Regions from separate parts of the Homo sapiens genome. Here region 2 is linked to region 1. The links are chromatin loops, found by intact Hi-C in ENCODE. Cell type or tissue: psoas muscle. All regions are shown on one strand. Each heading gives the region's core, and the rest is flanking DNA. Links, peaks and the distances in the headings are about the cores only. Region 1 overlaps GOT1-DT (GOT1 divergent transcript). Region 2 overlaps ENTPD7 (ectonucleoside triphosphate diphosphohydrolase 7).

The links. A loop is a pair of places that touch in the nucleus more often than their neighbours do. Peaks named below come from ENCODE experiments on the same cell type or tissue, not always from the same donor. Only the 100,000 strongest peaks of a DNase experiment are listed, where the experiment ranks them.
Region 2: it touches region 1 in a loop (11-fold over the local background); 49 of 110 quality-filtered maps call a loop at or near these places.

What each region holds. Positions count from the first base shown.
Region 1 is chr10:99,432,842-99,441,183 of GRCh38, reverse strand. It overlaps GOT1-DT (GOT1 divergent transcript), which reads right to left. Exons shown (of 5, transcript NR_183993.1): 2 at 7,553-7,638; 3 at 7,244-7,444. Among named protein-coding and RNA genes, the nearest start is that of GOT1-DT, 6.1 kb to the right of the region's middle. In psoas muscle, for the core only: CTCF peaks have their summits at 4,980 (motif pointing left) and 7,611; no DNase peak of the experiment used is centred there; H3K4me3 peaks cover 2,331 bases; H3K27ac peaks cover 3,219 bases.
Region 2 is chr10:99,708,003-99,716,344 of GRCh38, reverse strand. ENTPD7 (ectonucleoside triphosphate diphosphohydrolase 7) reads right to left here. Exons shown (of 13, transcript NM_020354.5): 13 at 5,104-8,342. COX15 (cytochrome c oxidase assembly factor COX15) reads left to right here. Exons shown (of 9, transcript NM_078470.6): 9 at 1,627-5,477. The coding sequence ends at 1,758. Among named protein-coding and RNA genes, the nearest start is that of COX15, 20 kb to the left of the region's middle. In psoas muscle, for the core only: a CTCF peak has its summit at 5,039 (motif pointing right); no DNase peak of the experiment used is centred there; H3K27ac peaks cover 638 bases.

The sequences.
Region 1 (8,342 bases), core at 223-8,222:
GAATGAATGAATGAATCATGAAAAAAAGAAACACTGGTATTGTTATGGAATGGAGTTAAACTAAGGTTAAAATAAAAACTGGCTGGGCGCGGTGGCTCAGGCCTGTAATCCCAGCACTTTGGGAGGCTGAGGTGGGCAGATCACCTGAGGTTGGGAGTTCGAGACCAGCCTGACCAACATGGAGAAACCCTGTCTACTAAAAATACAAAATTAGCCGGGTGTGGTGGCGCATGCCTGTGATCCCAGCTACTTGGGAGGCTGAGGCAGGAGAATCACCTGAACCCAGGAGGTGGAGATTGAGGTGAGCCGAGATCATGCCATTGCACTCTAGCCGGGGCAACAAGAGCAAAACTCCATCTCAAAAACAAAAACAAACAAAAAACAAAAACTAGCCAGCAGGGTGGGTTGTGCTTATAATTCCAGCTACTTGGGAGGCTGAGGTGGAAGGATTGCTTTTGCCCAGGAATTTGAGGCTGTGATAAGCTATGATCATGCCACTGCACTCCAGCCTGGCAACAGAGACTCCATCTTAAAACAAAAAAGCCTACAAAGCTTAGATACAAAAAAAAGATTCCTGATTGAAAAAGTTGGAGACTCATTGCTTTAGTTATGCAAAAGATTAAAATACACACAAACAACCTTACCCCTTTAAACAATTTTGACATTGTTATGTAATTCTCTGTAGGCCCTATGCCTCTTCCATTTCTAGAGCAAGATGTTTCTGTGTTTGGAACTTGGAAGTGTTGTCATGGAAATGAATATGATGTCAAAAAACAAATACAGTGATTTTATCATAGGAACAATGACCTCCCATGTTCTTTTTAAACACAACTATTAAACCAGTAATACACTAAAACATGATTTTAGAAATATGCTCTACCTCAAAGGGAAGTTGTGGGAATGATTTTTAGACATGATTTGATATCAAATATTCTGACTTTCTGGGGCAAAAGCATAATATAATTTCAAAAACAGTAACACTTTATGCATTCTTACATTTAGTAAGTTTTTACCGTGTGGGATGCAATATGGCACCATGGAGAAGTGACCCTGGAGGCAGACTGTGTTCATATCCCCACCATTGTCTAGCTGTGCCATCGTGGGCAAGTTACTTAATTGCTCTTTGCCTCAATTGCCTCATCTGTTAAATGGAATAATTAGACCACCTGCTTCACTTATACAACTTGAATGAGTTAGTGTTTGTGAAGAACTTAGAACAGTACCCAACATATAATAAGCACTATATAAATTCTTTTAAATAAACCTTTGTGATGTGTTAGACACGTATAAGTAGTGAACTAGTATCTATTAAACACTTGTTGCAGAACAAGTAATAATCATTAGGCAATTTTACATCTATTCTAATTAAAACTCGGATGCAAATATCCTCATTCATTCCTTCAGCCAATATTTATTGTCTGTTCGATGTCAGGAGCTGTTCTCGGTCTTTGGATACAGAATTGTGGGATTCATTTTTTTTCTTCAATTCTCAAGTTCAGGAGTACATGTGCAGGATGTGCAGGTTTGTTACATAGGTAAATGTGTGCCGTGGTGGTTTGCTGCATAGATCATCCTGTCACCTAGCTATTCAGCCAAGCATCCATTAGCTGTTCTTTCTGATGCCCTCCTTCCTCCTACTCCCACCCCTGACAGGCCCCAGTGTGTGTTATTCCCCTTCATGTATCCATGTGTTCTTCATCATTCAGCCCCACTTATGAGAACATGCAGTATTTGGCAGTATTTGGTTTTCTGTTCCTGCGTTAGTTTGCTACGGATAATGGGGATTCATATTTTTAAAAATCACTAATTTATTAACTAAGGAGCATCAATAGCTCCCCAGATTTCCAGATCAACTCTAAACTGTAGCACACCACATTGTTCTTTATTTAAAAATAGTTTCTCATAGTATCTGAAGTTTTAAGTTACTACACACATACATACTTTGCTTTGGAGAATTACTTTTTCCTGTCCTACTTCATTGTCATTGTTAGAAACTATCTAAATTTTCTATTCCTGTGAAGTGTCTCTCAAGCCTGTTTTTAAAAAATTTTTATTTATTTTTGTTGACTCAGCAGGTGACTTGTTACACACGCCTTAGTGGATTCGACTTCCATGGCCACTGTCCTGCTTCAAACCTGTCATTTTTATTTTCAATGAAAACTTGATTTTTTTTTAGGCTACAAAAATAATACATGTGTTTACTCTTTTTCTGTTAAAGCAAAGCTACAATGCATAACTGTATGCCTACATACCTATCTTTGAAAACTTGTATAAATTTCTTTAGGATAGATTCCTAGAGGAGAAATTGCTTGGTCAAATGGTATTATGTGCATTTTGACTGTTATTACCAAAATACAAGAAAAGGCTTTATTCATTGACAGTCTCCCCAATAGTGCATGTCATTGCTCTTTTCCCTCAACACTATTTTTTGAACATTTAAAATGTTTGTCAGTCTAATGGGTAAACATTGATAAATCAGCGTGGTTTCAATTTTATAATGAGGATGATTTTGGACATGTTTACTGGTTATTTGTATTTATTCTTTTCTGAATTTCTTTATATCCTAATTTTTCCACCAATACAATGAAGCTCTGACTATATAACAGATGTGACTAATAAGCATGTTGCAAATATTCTTCCATGTTATCACATATTTATTTATGGTGTCTATAGCCATGCAAAGTCAATTATTTTCTTTATAGCTTCTGAGATTGTGCCATGATTAGGAAAGTCTATTCTACCCTAATACTATGTTTCAAATATATTATTTTCCCTATATTGTTTAAAATATTTAAATCTTATATCCATCTATAATTTATTTTGTGCAAAGGAGAAACCAATTTTTTAATATATCAAACAAATCTGACATAATTGACGGTCACAACATCAGATGAAAATCTGTGCTTGAAAAGGTGCATTGTTTTTAAAAGAGTTAAATACAATCTTGCCATCTTGAGAGTTCCAGAACTCTCTACAGCCAATGCAAGGGCCTTTTCTAGGACAGTTTCCCGTCATACTCCAGGCCTCACACATACCGGCCAAATAAAAATGCTATTGTGATACCAATAGTGATTAGAAATAATACTTTATTTTCAGTAATTAACAAAAGTCAGATATCCTGAAAATCAAATAATTGGCAAGTGAGTTTATATTTTAACCTGATAATTTCCTTCTCATAAATGTTTAATTGTATGTTAGACATAAATCACTCAAGAAAGCATTTTATAGCGGCACCTTCTTTTCTGGCATCTATTTTCAGGTTTATAGAAAATGGCTAGGCCAGGCACAGTTGCTCATGCCTGTAATCCCACCACTTTGGGCTGCTGAGGCGGGTGGATCACTTGAGGTCTGGAGTTCTAGGCCAGTCTTGGCCAACATGGTAAAACACCATTTCTACTAAAAATACAAAAACTTGCCAGGCGTGGTGGCAGGCACATGTAATCCCAGCTACTCGGGAGGCTGAGGCAGGAGAATCACTTGAACCTGGGAGGCAGCAGTTGCAGTGAGCCAGGATGGTGCCACTGAACTCCAGCTTGGGCGACACAGCAAGACTCTGTCTCAAAAAAAAAGAATTCTGGATGAAAAAGTCCTAGAGATGTGTTGCACAACAATGTGCATATAGTAAACACTAATATACAGTATACTTAAAAATGATTAAGATGGTAAATACATGTTTTTTTACCACAATTTTAAAAAGAGTTAATTATGTCTTGTGGTTTATGTTTTTAATCAACCAACAAATATTTGAGTACCTAGATACCTTATTGTGGAGGATACCAAGAAGTGCAATTGATGGTTTCAGTTCTCAAGGAACTAGCAACCAAGTTGGGAGAAAATATTGAGTATACATAAAAGTTAATTAACAATCTCAGGCAATAGAATGATACCAAATGAGGAGAAGAGACATAAAGTCTTCTAGGCAGGAATCTTTTTGGGCTACAGTGATAGAAATATTCATTAGGTACTTAAATGGCTTTCAAACCATTTTAATACATATTTTCTAAATTGACCCTTTTAATAAATCTAGGAGGTATTATCTCCATTTAACAGATGAAATAAAAGCTCAGAGACTGTAATTTGCCCAACTTCACATGGCAGAGCTGGGAACTAGACTCAACGTCTTTCAGTGCTTATTCCTAGTGGGATTTATCTAAATTGGCATTGAAGATTTGCTGCCAAAAGAGTTTTCAGGGTTAAACAGAATCCAAATGTGCTAGGATTACCATGGTTTTGTATTTGCTAAAATTAGAATTATTCTGTCAGCTTGCTAAAGAGCATCAAGTAACTTTAGTAAAAAATAACAGATCATTTTTTCTTGCTGTTTACCGGTTAGGGAAACTCAAATCATACTGTGATAGAATGACGACGAGCATACAAGGCTTCAATTTCACTACTTATACACAGCCATTTAGCCAACTGCAGTCCCATGAAAGACATTCTTTACCCATCTTGTCTGACACCACTCCTTAAAGTCATAATACACATACTGTATTTGAGCTAGTTCTGACCTGACCCACGTATGACAGAGAGCAACACTAACACAGCAGAATAAAGGCAGTGAATAAGAATTTAGAAGCACTTATCAGGGCTAAGACTATATGAGTTACACACATTTTTTAAAACTACATCCTGCTATTTCAGTAGATTGACTTCTATCCAGAACGTGCAGGAGCATTAGGTCTGTTCATACAATAACCCTATCTGATTACCCAGGGTCAAGCTACTGTTTATCTTTACTAGACAGAACCCATATCCTGAGTGGGGGACCTCAAACCTTCCGTGTTTTTTGCATTACCTGGTGCACCACTTCCAGGTAATGCAGGCTCTGACATTCTTTATACATAATCACCTAAACCATAATAAAAATACTCCAATTTTTTGTTTTTTTTTAATGGTAAAAGTAAACACAGACACAGGGGTCAGGAGCTTTGCCTTTATTTTCCTTCTCAAGAGTGCTCAACATTTTGCAAAAGAAGGATAGTGCTGCCCTCTACTGCTCAATGTTGAAATATTATTAATAAACGAGGTTCCTACTAGCTTTGTGTACTAGATTACCACAATTTATTACACTGTTTTAAACGAACCCTTTAAGAGTTATTTAAAAGACTGTGTTCTTGGCAAACACATTGAATTTGTTTCCTTCATTATCTCTTCATATACCTTCATCTTGTACCAAAGAGTAGGATTTTAGGACACGACACAACCAAAAGAAGGACATTACAACTTTGGGGAAGAAAGCTTAACATGGCTCTAGAAGTAAGAGACTGTACTGGTGATCCATTTAAGGAGAAACGGGGCAAGGAGAGGAAATTTTCTTCTGACTTCAAGGTCTGTAGCCTTCCCATTCTTCTGTTATTTGGAGTGTCTTCATTTGTTTTTTTGCTAAGGCAATCCATTTCCTTCTTTCTGTTTCTTTGGAGAAGGCTGCTGCCCCAGGATGTGGAGAGAATAGTGTTTCTAAAACATTTTTCTATTCTTCAGAAAAAGATAATATAGCTATACAAAGGGCTATCATTAACATTTACATTTTAATTAATTATTAATAAAGTTGTCTTATTACCTTTAAATTGCCTTGAGATTTTATAGATCTCTACAAAGACTTCTTGGAGGGCTCTAGATATTTTGAAAATTGTGTTCTCTGTTTTCTTTTCCATTTGAAAAATATTTCGGAGTACATGCCTGCAAGGGGCCAGATCAGGCAGACTTCAAAGAGAGTTTGCCTAACCATTAGCACCCTACAGCAACCCAGGGACGAATTTCCTCATATGACAATAGTAAAAACAATAATTTCTATAACTGTGTTAAATGTGTGTATATCAACACTAAGCAAAATTCTTTTTAAAAGTAAATTACATATAAGAATATTAAAACTCAGACACATCAAGTAATTTACTCAAAGTTTCAAAACTATAAGAGGCAAAGCTAGAATTTGACTCCAGGCCCCAGCCTACGTACTGTTCTAGTATACCGCTAGTAATTTAATAAAAAAGCTAAACAAATCTCAAAGGCAAGTGCTTGTAAACAACATCTGTGATGATAATAACGGTCCCAGTTAATACCTGAGTACTAAGTGTCAAGTACAATTCAGTTTTGTATGAAATCATTTAATTAAATTAAATCATTTAATCCTCATAGCAATCCCATGAGGTAGAACTATTATTATTCCCAGATGAGGAAACTGAGGCATACAGAGGCAATCTAGTTCCAGAGGCCATGCTTTTAACCATTATGCTAAACTGTTTCTTAAGCAACATACGAAAACTATACAACACAATTTCTAAATGGTGCCATGGAACTTAGTCACGTTCAACAAGTAAGTAAAACCATCAGTAGTTTTCAGTCCTATTGATCTATCTGTTATACAAAGATTTCAGCAGCTTTAAATAAAGTTCTGCATATGTGGGTACTCAGTTCAGGAACTAACCTTAGACCGTGTCCACTCTATGCCCTTCTATGAGGTAGGAAACAGAAAAATACCCTCACTTGGTTCAATCCATGTGTGCGGATTATGGGAGGAGTCATACGTAAGGGAGGGAAGGAGAGAACTGAGGGAAGAGAAGGAGACATGATTCCATGAAGGCACACTCACGAAACAAGCCAGTGAATTTGAGAGGAGAGGTGATAAAGGATCACTTTCCTTAGGAAGAAGAGTAAACTCATTACAGTGGGAGAACAGCAACACCTCAGGAGCCCTATGCTTATCTTATCGCACACTATTTAGCCACACTGTGCCTCTATAACAGATCTCATACGGCTTTGGTTTTTAAAGAAACATTTGCTCAGCACACAACTCAGCTTCTAAATAATATCCTACCCATAGTGCCAGCACTCACCCAAATATAACGACTCCAAAGAATGACAAACTCATCCCTCCCCTGACTTTTTCCTAAGTTTAGACCTTCGGGTATTCAGGGGCAAGACTGAGTAAAATAAGCATGTGTGGCCTGGTGCAGTAGCTCACGCCTGTAATCTCAACACTTTGGGAGGCCGATTGCTTGGCCCAGGAGTTCGAGACCAGCTTGGCCAACACGGCGAAACCCCATCTCTACAAAAATTAGCTGCGCATGTTGGTGCACACCTGTGGTCCCAGCTACTTGAGAGGTTGAGGTGGGACAATCACCTGAGCCCAGGAGGCAGAGGTTGCAGTGAGCCAAGATCGTGCCACTGCACTCCAGCCTATGCAACAGAGTAAGGCTCTGTCTGAAAAAAACCCAAAACACCATCCACATGCAGATTTACTTACAGGTTCATGCAGTGCTCACTGCTCTTCTTGCCTGTCCAGCCCTGCAGGCTTCAGATTTCCAAGACAGTATGTTCTAAAGGAATTCATTCCAGGTGATGCTGTTGCTATATGGGTTCCCAGTTCCTCTTTTCCACTTCTTTTGAAGAAAAGGTTTCAGGGACAGGAGCAGGGGAAGGCAGAAGAAAGATGCTAGGAGGACTTCTGAACAGACAGTCATAAGGAAGGCAGGAGGCAGTGAGAACACCAGGCTCTTTCTCTTCTGACCCTTACTGCTCTTTCCCTGGACACTCACTTTATCTGGCTGCCTACCTGTCTGGGCAGCATCCAGCTCTTGAGTTGTTTGCTTGAATTATCCATTCAGCAAGGAGGCAGTGTTGAGTCAATTCTAAGCAATTCTAAATTTAAAGTGTTAAAATTAGCGATGACTTGGAAAGCATTCTGTTTATTTCAAGACTGGCATTAAATTAGAGGGGCAGCCTACAAGGCTCAAGACAGAAAGGTACTGCACTTAATCTCCAAGAACCTCACACTCCCTAGGAAAGCAGTTTGAGACTTGGATCCTACATAATATATAGGCTTCCTTCTCCCCCAGTAATTGCCTTTTAAAATTCAGAGCAGATATTGTGGGGACATGGAGAAAAACTGCACATGGCACCTTCTTTGTCCCTATCAGCATTGGCTTGATTATGGGGCGGCTTAGGATGTTAATAAATATTTGGTCTTCGCCAACATTGTTTAGGTAACCTAGGGTTGTTTTTCTCCCAGGGAATGACGTAGGGAGTGACCATGATATTGCTGGCCAACGCTGTGAAGATCATACTTTTAAATCAAATTCTGGGAAGGTTAGGCTATACAATGCCCCCCTCAGCAGTTGCCCTCTGCCCCTGCTTTTGGAAGCACTGAAAGTTCGTTGTCATTTGACCTTCAGTGTTGAACTTGTAATGCTTAAAATGTTATTAGTGAAACACTGTGGGCAGTTACCTTTAAAACCAGAGGCAATGTTTTGGAAAAGAAATAGATAACACAAAAAGTTGACGGATGTTATACAAAGTTCTTTGGCTTGTGTTTATTACTCTGAATGAAAATTCATTTTAAGATT
Region 2 (8,342 bases), core at 247-8,246, 280 kb before region 1:
TAAACCACTTCTTTTTGTTCTGACAGTATCCCCAATACAAAGTTAAAAAAGGGGCCGGGCACAGTGGCTCATGGCTGTAATCCCAGCACTTTGGGAGGCCTAGGTGGGCAGATCACTTGAGCCAGGAATTCAAGACTAGCCTGGGCAACATGGCAAAACCCCATCTCTACAAAAAAAATACAAAAATTAGATGGGCATGTTGGTGTGTGCCTGTAGTCCAAACTACTTGGGAGGCTGAGATGGGAGGATCACCTGAGCCAGGGAGGTTGAGGCTGCAGTGAGTCAAGATCGCACCGCTGCACCCCAGCCTAGACAACAGAGTGAGACCCTGTCTGTTTAAAAAAAAAAAAAAAAAAAAGGAAAGGTGACAGACTAGGAGAAAATATTTTCCATATTTATAATAAATTAAAAGATTAATAACCGGAAAATAAGTAAAGGACATCAATACACAATTACCACAAAAACAATGATTAATGGCCAGTAAACATGAAAAGCTGTTCAGCTTCACTTATAATCAGAGAGGAGCAAATTTAAAAAATAAGTACCATTTTGTGCCTATCAAATTGGAAAAAAGTGAAAAAAAAGATAATCAGGTATTGCCATGGGCATAGGAAAATGGATACTTTCAAATATTCCTGGTGAGAGCATGAGTCAGTACAGTTTTTTCCAGAAGGCAATTTGGCAATATCTTTTTTTTTTTTTTTTAGAGATGGAGTCTCACTCTGTCACCCAGGCTGGCAATATCTTTTAAAAGTTAAATGGGTAATTCTTTGGCCCAGCAAATGAACTTATTAGTGTCAGTCCTAGAAACAGTCCAATGCAACAAAGACCTTTTGTATGAGAAAATTCATCATAGAATTGTGATAGTGAAAAATTGGAAACAACCTAAATAGTTAAAAAACTATGGGCCGGGCACAGTGGCTCACGCCTGTAATCCCAGCACTTTGGGAGGCCGAGGTGGGCGGATTACCTGAGGTCAGGAGTTCAAGACCAGCCTGGCCAACATGATGAAACTCTGTCTCTACTAAAAAATACAAAAATTAGCCAGGCGGGGTGGCACACGCCTGTAATCCCAGCTACTTGGGAGGCTGAGGCAGGAGAATTGCTTGAGCCCTGGAAGTGGAGGTTGCAGTGAGCCAAGATCATGCCATTGCACTCCAGCCTGGCAGACAGAGTGAAACTCTGTCTCAAAACAAAACAAAACAAAAAAAACTATGGTATATCCATACTGTGCGATACTGCACAGCAGTTTAATAAGATCTCAATACATAGTGTATATTGCTAAGTGAAAAAAAGCAAGTGACAGAACAATATGTTTTTTAAAAGCACAAAACTATATATTTATTTCTCTATAAACATACTAAAGTACAAGTATGCAGAAACTGGTAACAGTGACTACTCTGGGGAACTGGGATGGATTGAAGAATAAGGGGAATTTTAGGTTTATCAATTTTGTTCGAATTTCTTTCATTGTAAGCATATTTGCTTGTGAAATTAAAAATGTGTGTATTTTAAGTGCTCTGATAGGAGGATGTGGAGGTTTGTGTGTGGTTATCCACGCCTGGCCATTTTCAATGTGAACTTTGGGTTACTGCCTTTCCTATTGCCTTCTTTCCTTTGTGACAGGTGGGCTTGGGCATCAGCACGCTGCTGATGTATGTCCCAACTCCTCTGGCCGCCACTCACCAGTCAGGCTCCTTGGCTTTGCTCACTGGTGCTCTTTGGCTGATGAATGAACTCCGAAGAGTCCCAAAATGATTCTTAGAGGACCAGCCTCCTGGGACTGTGACTGCTTTTGAGAGCTCTTCAGAGATCATAAGAACTTGGGCTTTTCTACGAGATGACCTTGACATACCAAGTGGTTTCCAAATGGTCAACTTACTTAAAAATCTTTTCCTGTTTTGAGATAGTCACTGGATCAAGAATGCATTAAGTGTGGTTACCCTAAATGTTCCCTTTTAAATCTGCTTTTCATGTTGAAAATCAGTTTTAATGTAGAGAAAGAAATGTCTGCCATTTGCTGCTTAACAGGCTTTGTGTCAGGTTTTTCAGTGTTGGCAAGCTCTTGGTTCTACGTGGATGATTTCTACGTGGATGTTCTCCTGAGTCCTTAATTCTGCCTAAATAGAATTTCTTTATGATCTTAACTTCACTTCCATTAGGTGAAGATTGAAAGGATAGGATTGACATACCCAAAGTAGCCAGCTGGTCTTCAGCAAAAAAAAAAAAGCTAATGTCTTCTAATATCCTGATTTTCAGAAATGGGGAAATTGCAGATTTTGACAAGCTTAATGTGTATATGTAGCAAAATGGTTTTTAAGTACTTGGAAAAGGAGGTAATCGCCAAATAGTTCCATTTTTTTTTTTTTTTTTGAGACAGAGTTTCACTCTTGTTGCCCAGGCTGGAGTACAATGGCGTGATCTCAGCTCACTCTGCAACCTCCACTTCCCAGGTTCAAGCGATTCTCATGCCTCAGCCTCCCGAGTAGCTGGGACTACAGGCACAAGTCACCATGCCTGGCTAATTTTGTATTTTTAGTAGAGAAGGGGTTTCACCACATTGGCCGGGCTGGTCTTGAACTCCTGACCTCAGGTAATCCGCCCATCTCGGCTTCCCAAAGTGCTGAGATTACAGGCATGGGCCACCACGCCCAGCTAGTTCCTCTTTTGATAAGGCTGTTAACATTACAAGGTCAGAGAGAGGAATGGAATCGACAGTATAAATTGGTTCCTGAGAGGGTTTCCTAACAGCTTTGTAATAAGAAAAATATGGCCTTGATGGTGTAGTGCATGGACATCTACCCAGATAAACAAATTGTTGACTGCTGAATTAATGTGATTTTGGTCTCTATTGATATTTCATAGGGCCCTGTCTTATTCAACTTTACTTTTAAAATCAGTGATTTGGATGAAGGCATCAGAAACATCTGATTTGAGGATGGAGCAACCCAATATTGCTAATATAATAGATGACAGTGGCAACTGAAAACAGTCCCAGAATGACCCCATCGAGATGAAATTAAACAGATTAGAAATGTAACATACTCATTTAAATTAAATAAGTTGTATAAGTTTGGGCTGAAGAAACCTGGCCTTATATCATTTCATATAAAAAAGACGGGATTTTAGTTGTCCTCAGGTTCAATATGAACCAAGTAGTATTCATGTTGTTATTATATGATAACAGAAAAATTAGTGGTACTTCAGGTTTTATCAGTAGAAGTGTCACAGCCATAGTCAAAATACCCCTAACATACTGCATTTCACTCTGGGTACCAAATTTAAGCAAGATATTGATGGCCACTAAGTGTGTATCCAGAAGAAGAGATCAGAATGATGAGTCCAGAACCCCTGTCACACAGGGAATAGGTGAAGGAACTAGGGATATTTAACTGGAGCAGAGAACATCTGGAGAGAGAGCAAGATTCCTGTCCTTGAGAAGTTGAAGCCGTCTCATGCAGAAGAGGGAATGAGCTTCCATTATGCTGCAGAGCTGGCAGCAATGGATGAAAGTTGCAGGAAGTTAGTTTTAGTTCTGTAGAAGGCAAGAGTAGGGTAGACCAAATCAAATGCTCACTGGGGTCAGGCTGATGGAGACAGTAACACTGGCGAGCAGGTGCCCCAGCTCGGACTATACTGCTGAGTTCTGGTCTGTTGCTGCCACTCTACAGGTCCAGGGTTGTTAGATCTTCTGGGTTTTTGTTTTGCTTTTTGAAATAAGGAAAATAAGCTTATCTTAAGTTTATTTTTCCTTGGATATACCTAGATTCCATACAGTGACAATACAAATACAAAGGAAGAACATCTGGATTTCATCCTTGACCTCATTTACAAAGCAAAAAGAGATGCTGGATTCAGATATAAATGTTTAATTTTGCAGTGTTTAAGTCAGCAAATCTTCTGTTTTTTAAAAATAAGCCACATATCTAGATTTTTCTGTGAAAGCTCTCAATTAAGTGTTGGGAACTAATTTCAAGATTTTAAAAAATGTTATGCAGGCTTAACGTGTCTGAGAGCCATAAATGACCTAACGTTTCCCGTTAGTCTCTGAACTAGGTGATCTCAGTTCTCTTTCAACTCCAGTACTCTGTAAGTTTCTGTGACCTGTAGTGTACCATTCTCAGGTGGTGATATGGTTTGGATGTTTTGTCCCCTCCAAATCTCATGTTCAAAGTGTGACATTCAGTGTTAGAGGTGGGCCTAGTAGGAGGTATTTGGGTCATGGGGGCGGATCCCTTATGTATGACTTTGTGCCATCCCCATAGTAATGAGTGAGTTCTCACTCTGGTTGTTTATGCAAGAGCTGGTTGTTTAAAAGAGCCTGGAACTTCCTCCTCTCTCGCTTGCTCTCTCTCACCATGTGACACACTGGCTCCCCTTCACCTTCTGCCATGATTGTAAGCTTCGTGAGGCCCTCACCAGAAGCAGATGCCAGCGCCATGCTTCCTATACAGTTCTATGCAGAACAGTGAGCCAAATAAACCTCTTTTCTTTCTAAAAATTGTCAGTATTTCCTTATAGCAATGCAAGCCGACTAACACAGGTGATTCTTAGCAAAACAGTTTGTCAATTTTTCATAAATGCTGGACCCTGGCTGGGCTTATGCTATTGCCTAGAAGAGATTCCCAACTTCTCTCTTATTTGAATCTTAGAAAAATCCCAAAGCCCAAGCCTCATCTAAGACCAATTAAGTCACAATCCCTGGAGGAAGTAAAAGGCATATTTTTAAAGTTCCCCAGGTGATTCCAATGTGCAGACAAGTCTAGGGACCACTGGCTTAGGTCCTAATAGCCTAGTTACCTTAGAAAGTTCTGACTAGCTTATTCCCATTCCCTTCTAATTTCCACCCCACCTTATCATTTGATCTGCTATGTTGCTCCTATTAGTATGTTAGTAGGATATGGTCTCTTCTGGATAGAATCCTTCAAAGAAAGGGAACTGTAGTTCCTGAGGCAGGTTCCCACACCATCCTCTCCTGATCCTCAAACCCAGGTTGTCCTTAGTTAGTAACTGAGTCAGCAGAGGGCAGTATGACCCAACCCAAAGAACCATATATTAATGCTTCTACAGTTGCCTCCAAGGAAGTAGCAACTCATGAGTAAGTTAAGGTTTCAGATGTTTTACTTCATTTTTCTTTTATTACAGATGATGAGTACATTTGGAAAAACAACTGGTTGCATTTAGCTATATAACTGTATTATATCTATGAGCTTCTGGTGAATGATTATCTTAGGGTTTTTTTTGTATTTATGTTATTCCCAGCACTCCCAGACACATATCAAATATTGAATTAGTGAATGCATGAATGGAAAATGGATAATTACAGATTGATGTTCCAAATACCTTTTTCCAAAAAAACAAGTCATCACATACCTATAGGATTAAATAGATTTCCCTTAATATTTTCAAAGGTCTCTCTGCACTTACGTCCATTGTTTTTAAAACATGAAGGAAATTAAAACACATGGCTTTCTTAATCAGTCAACCTAGAATTTTTTGTCTGTAACTTAGACTGACAAATACTATCTATTGTAGCAGGGGTAATGACTAGCAACTCCCTAAAGCAATGTTGGTTGCAGAGATCAACACTGATAATCATGATTTTAGGATAACCAGTTTATCTACAGCTACCCTTGTGGTCCTGGGATGAATGGTGGGTTATATATCAGCATATGTAACACATATACCCATGTCCCTGCATAAGGGAGAATGCATCACCTCTCTAACATGCATCACACATTTTCCTCAACACTGACCTAAAATGTTTGTCAGTGAGAATTTTAAGAATTCAAAATTCAACAAAATTATTGTTTAATGTGAAGCAGTAGAAAAAACAGAGTCTTAACAACTCCCCAAAGCAATGTAATACAGGCAGCCTTTGGTTTTTTAAAGTGTAGATCATAATAAAAAGATGTCTTTCACTACACTCCGCAGAGGCCATTGATCAAGGTAGAAATAAAGGGGGAGTACATGGCATGTACTTCAGGACTTCAACTAAAGGGTAATTGTGGAATGAGAATTTCAAATACAACATAGTAACTGAAACACTAGAAACCAAAGTATGTGTCTGGGATCCCTGCTTGCAGAAAAACATTTATGAAGCTAGTAAGGGGCGTCTTCACCAGCAGCAGGCCAAATGCCGGCAAGTGCTCTGTAGGAGGGGCCACTTAGGAAAGTACCAGGGCTGCCTTGGAGTGGAGAAGGAGGAGTGGCCACCAGAGGGTATACAAGTGGTTGCCCTTTAAAAGAAGAGGCTCAGGAGCAGACATGTCTTTATGCTAGCCTGAAGTCATGCATGTGTGGCTATACATAGCCTGTGATTCAGAAGACTTTTCAACTTTGGTTTTCATAAAAATGGCAAGCAATGATGGATTACATTTTAAAAGTGAAAGCCCTTGTAGTATGAGTAATGATTCAGTTTTACTAATAAAAGGATCTCCGTATTGCTCAGATTTTCAGAGAAACAAAATGGTCAACTGGTGTGTTATTCCTTCCTCGTCCCTCTGATAACGGTACTGACAAACTGGAAAATAATGAAATATTAGAGCAAAAGAGAAATGTGTAATAACACAAGAGAAGTCTATTAGGATATAAGGAAGATAAGTAGACAGAGCAGGCTTAAAATGAAGCTTGAACAAGCCATCTGCAGAAACAGAAAACAGGGTAGATGGGACACCCAAACAGGGTGCCACAGCTTTCCAACTTAGATCCAGGTTATGAGAGAATGAGCCAAGAACACAACCTAAAAGTTTTCAATTTGAGGTATATTCACTGTTGCTATTCTATAGTATTAATCAAAATATTATTGACTAATAATCCTGTTATTATTAATCACAACTTTTGGTTTTGAGTCTTAGTTTTTTAACAGCAATATTTTTTGTAACACCAGGAAAATCCTCACAAGTTATTGCCCCAGGGGCTGGAATCTGGAGCTAGCGTCCCTAAGAGACTAATATGGGAGAATTTGAAACATCTGCTATTTCTACCATAATTCTTATTCCCAATCAACATTACACCACATACCACAGCAAAAAGGACAATTAGATACTAGTTTTGAATTAATTTGAAAAGTTTAAAGACAACAAAAAGAAACAGCCCTCTGTTTCTGTAACAGAGTCTGGAAACTGCCCAAGAATTACAACGAAGTTCTTTAATGAGGTAGATGTAATAGGCATTTATACCTTCATCTAGGCTGTAGTCATCTAATGAATTGCTTGGATGTTGTAGTAAAGGAAATTGTATAAAATTGTTTTAAAAAGATGTATAAAATTTAAAAGTACGAAAAGAAATACAGGAACAAGAATAGATGTAGTGAAAACTTGGCACTATTTCTGACAAAGTATTTTTTTCAAAGTTTATTCCTAAATGTGAGCAAAGCAGTCATAAATGAATGTCAGAAGCAGTTGTAAAGATGGGGCATGGTTAGTTGTGGCCAGCTGTTTTATAAAAAATAGATTCTGTTTATACTTGCAGAAAGATTCTGTTAATGAGCATTTCATTGTAGCTGACAAAGTAGTTGGGCTAGGAGGCCAGTCACTATGACTTTGCACATATTACAACTGCTCTAGGCCTCAGTTTTATCACCCATATAAATCAAGGGGGTTGACCAGAAGCTTTAAAACTCTTCTGAAATTTATTATGATTACTATTAGAAACTCTGTTCCCACCAACCTTATCATCAGGGGTTATGGATAAAATAGGAGGCTCTTTTGGGCAGCCTGGTCTTCTAAACCAAAGGACAAAATGCTCTTCCCAAAATCATATGATTTTTCTACCTTGTCTTCTGCCTTTAGTTTCTAATCTTGTCTAGCCTCTTTGTTTGATAGATGAGAACCGAACCAGAGATGGTAAGTGACTGGCCTGGGGTACCAGAGCTAGTAAATGACAAAGCCAGAACTAGAATCCAGGTCTGCTATTCGTTAAGCCTACTGTTCTTTCCCTTAAGTGATACCACTCACTTGTCTTTCATCCCTGACAAAAAACAAAACATAAAACTGTGAGAAGCATCTGTTTAGATGATATCAGTGAGAAGTATAAATTATTTCAAAAATATAAATATGGATGTGATAATAAATGTTAATGCCTAAAAACACTAGCTTAGCAAGTGCATGGCAGACATTTTTCAGCAATCACTGGATATGATCTTGAAGTTAAAGGAATCTCTTAGGATGAGGAGGGGGTGGGGCAGGATACTTTGGAAGACATTTGGAGAATAAATAGAAGATTGGTGGAAAGTGATGAAAATTTCCCAGACCAGAATAGACACTGTGGACTACTAGAGCAGGGAGGGAGAGAGGAGGGCATGGATTAAAGAACTATCTGTTAGGTACTATGCTCACCAC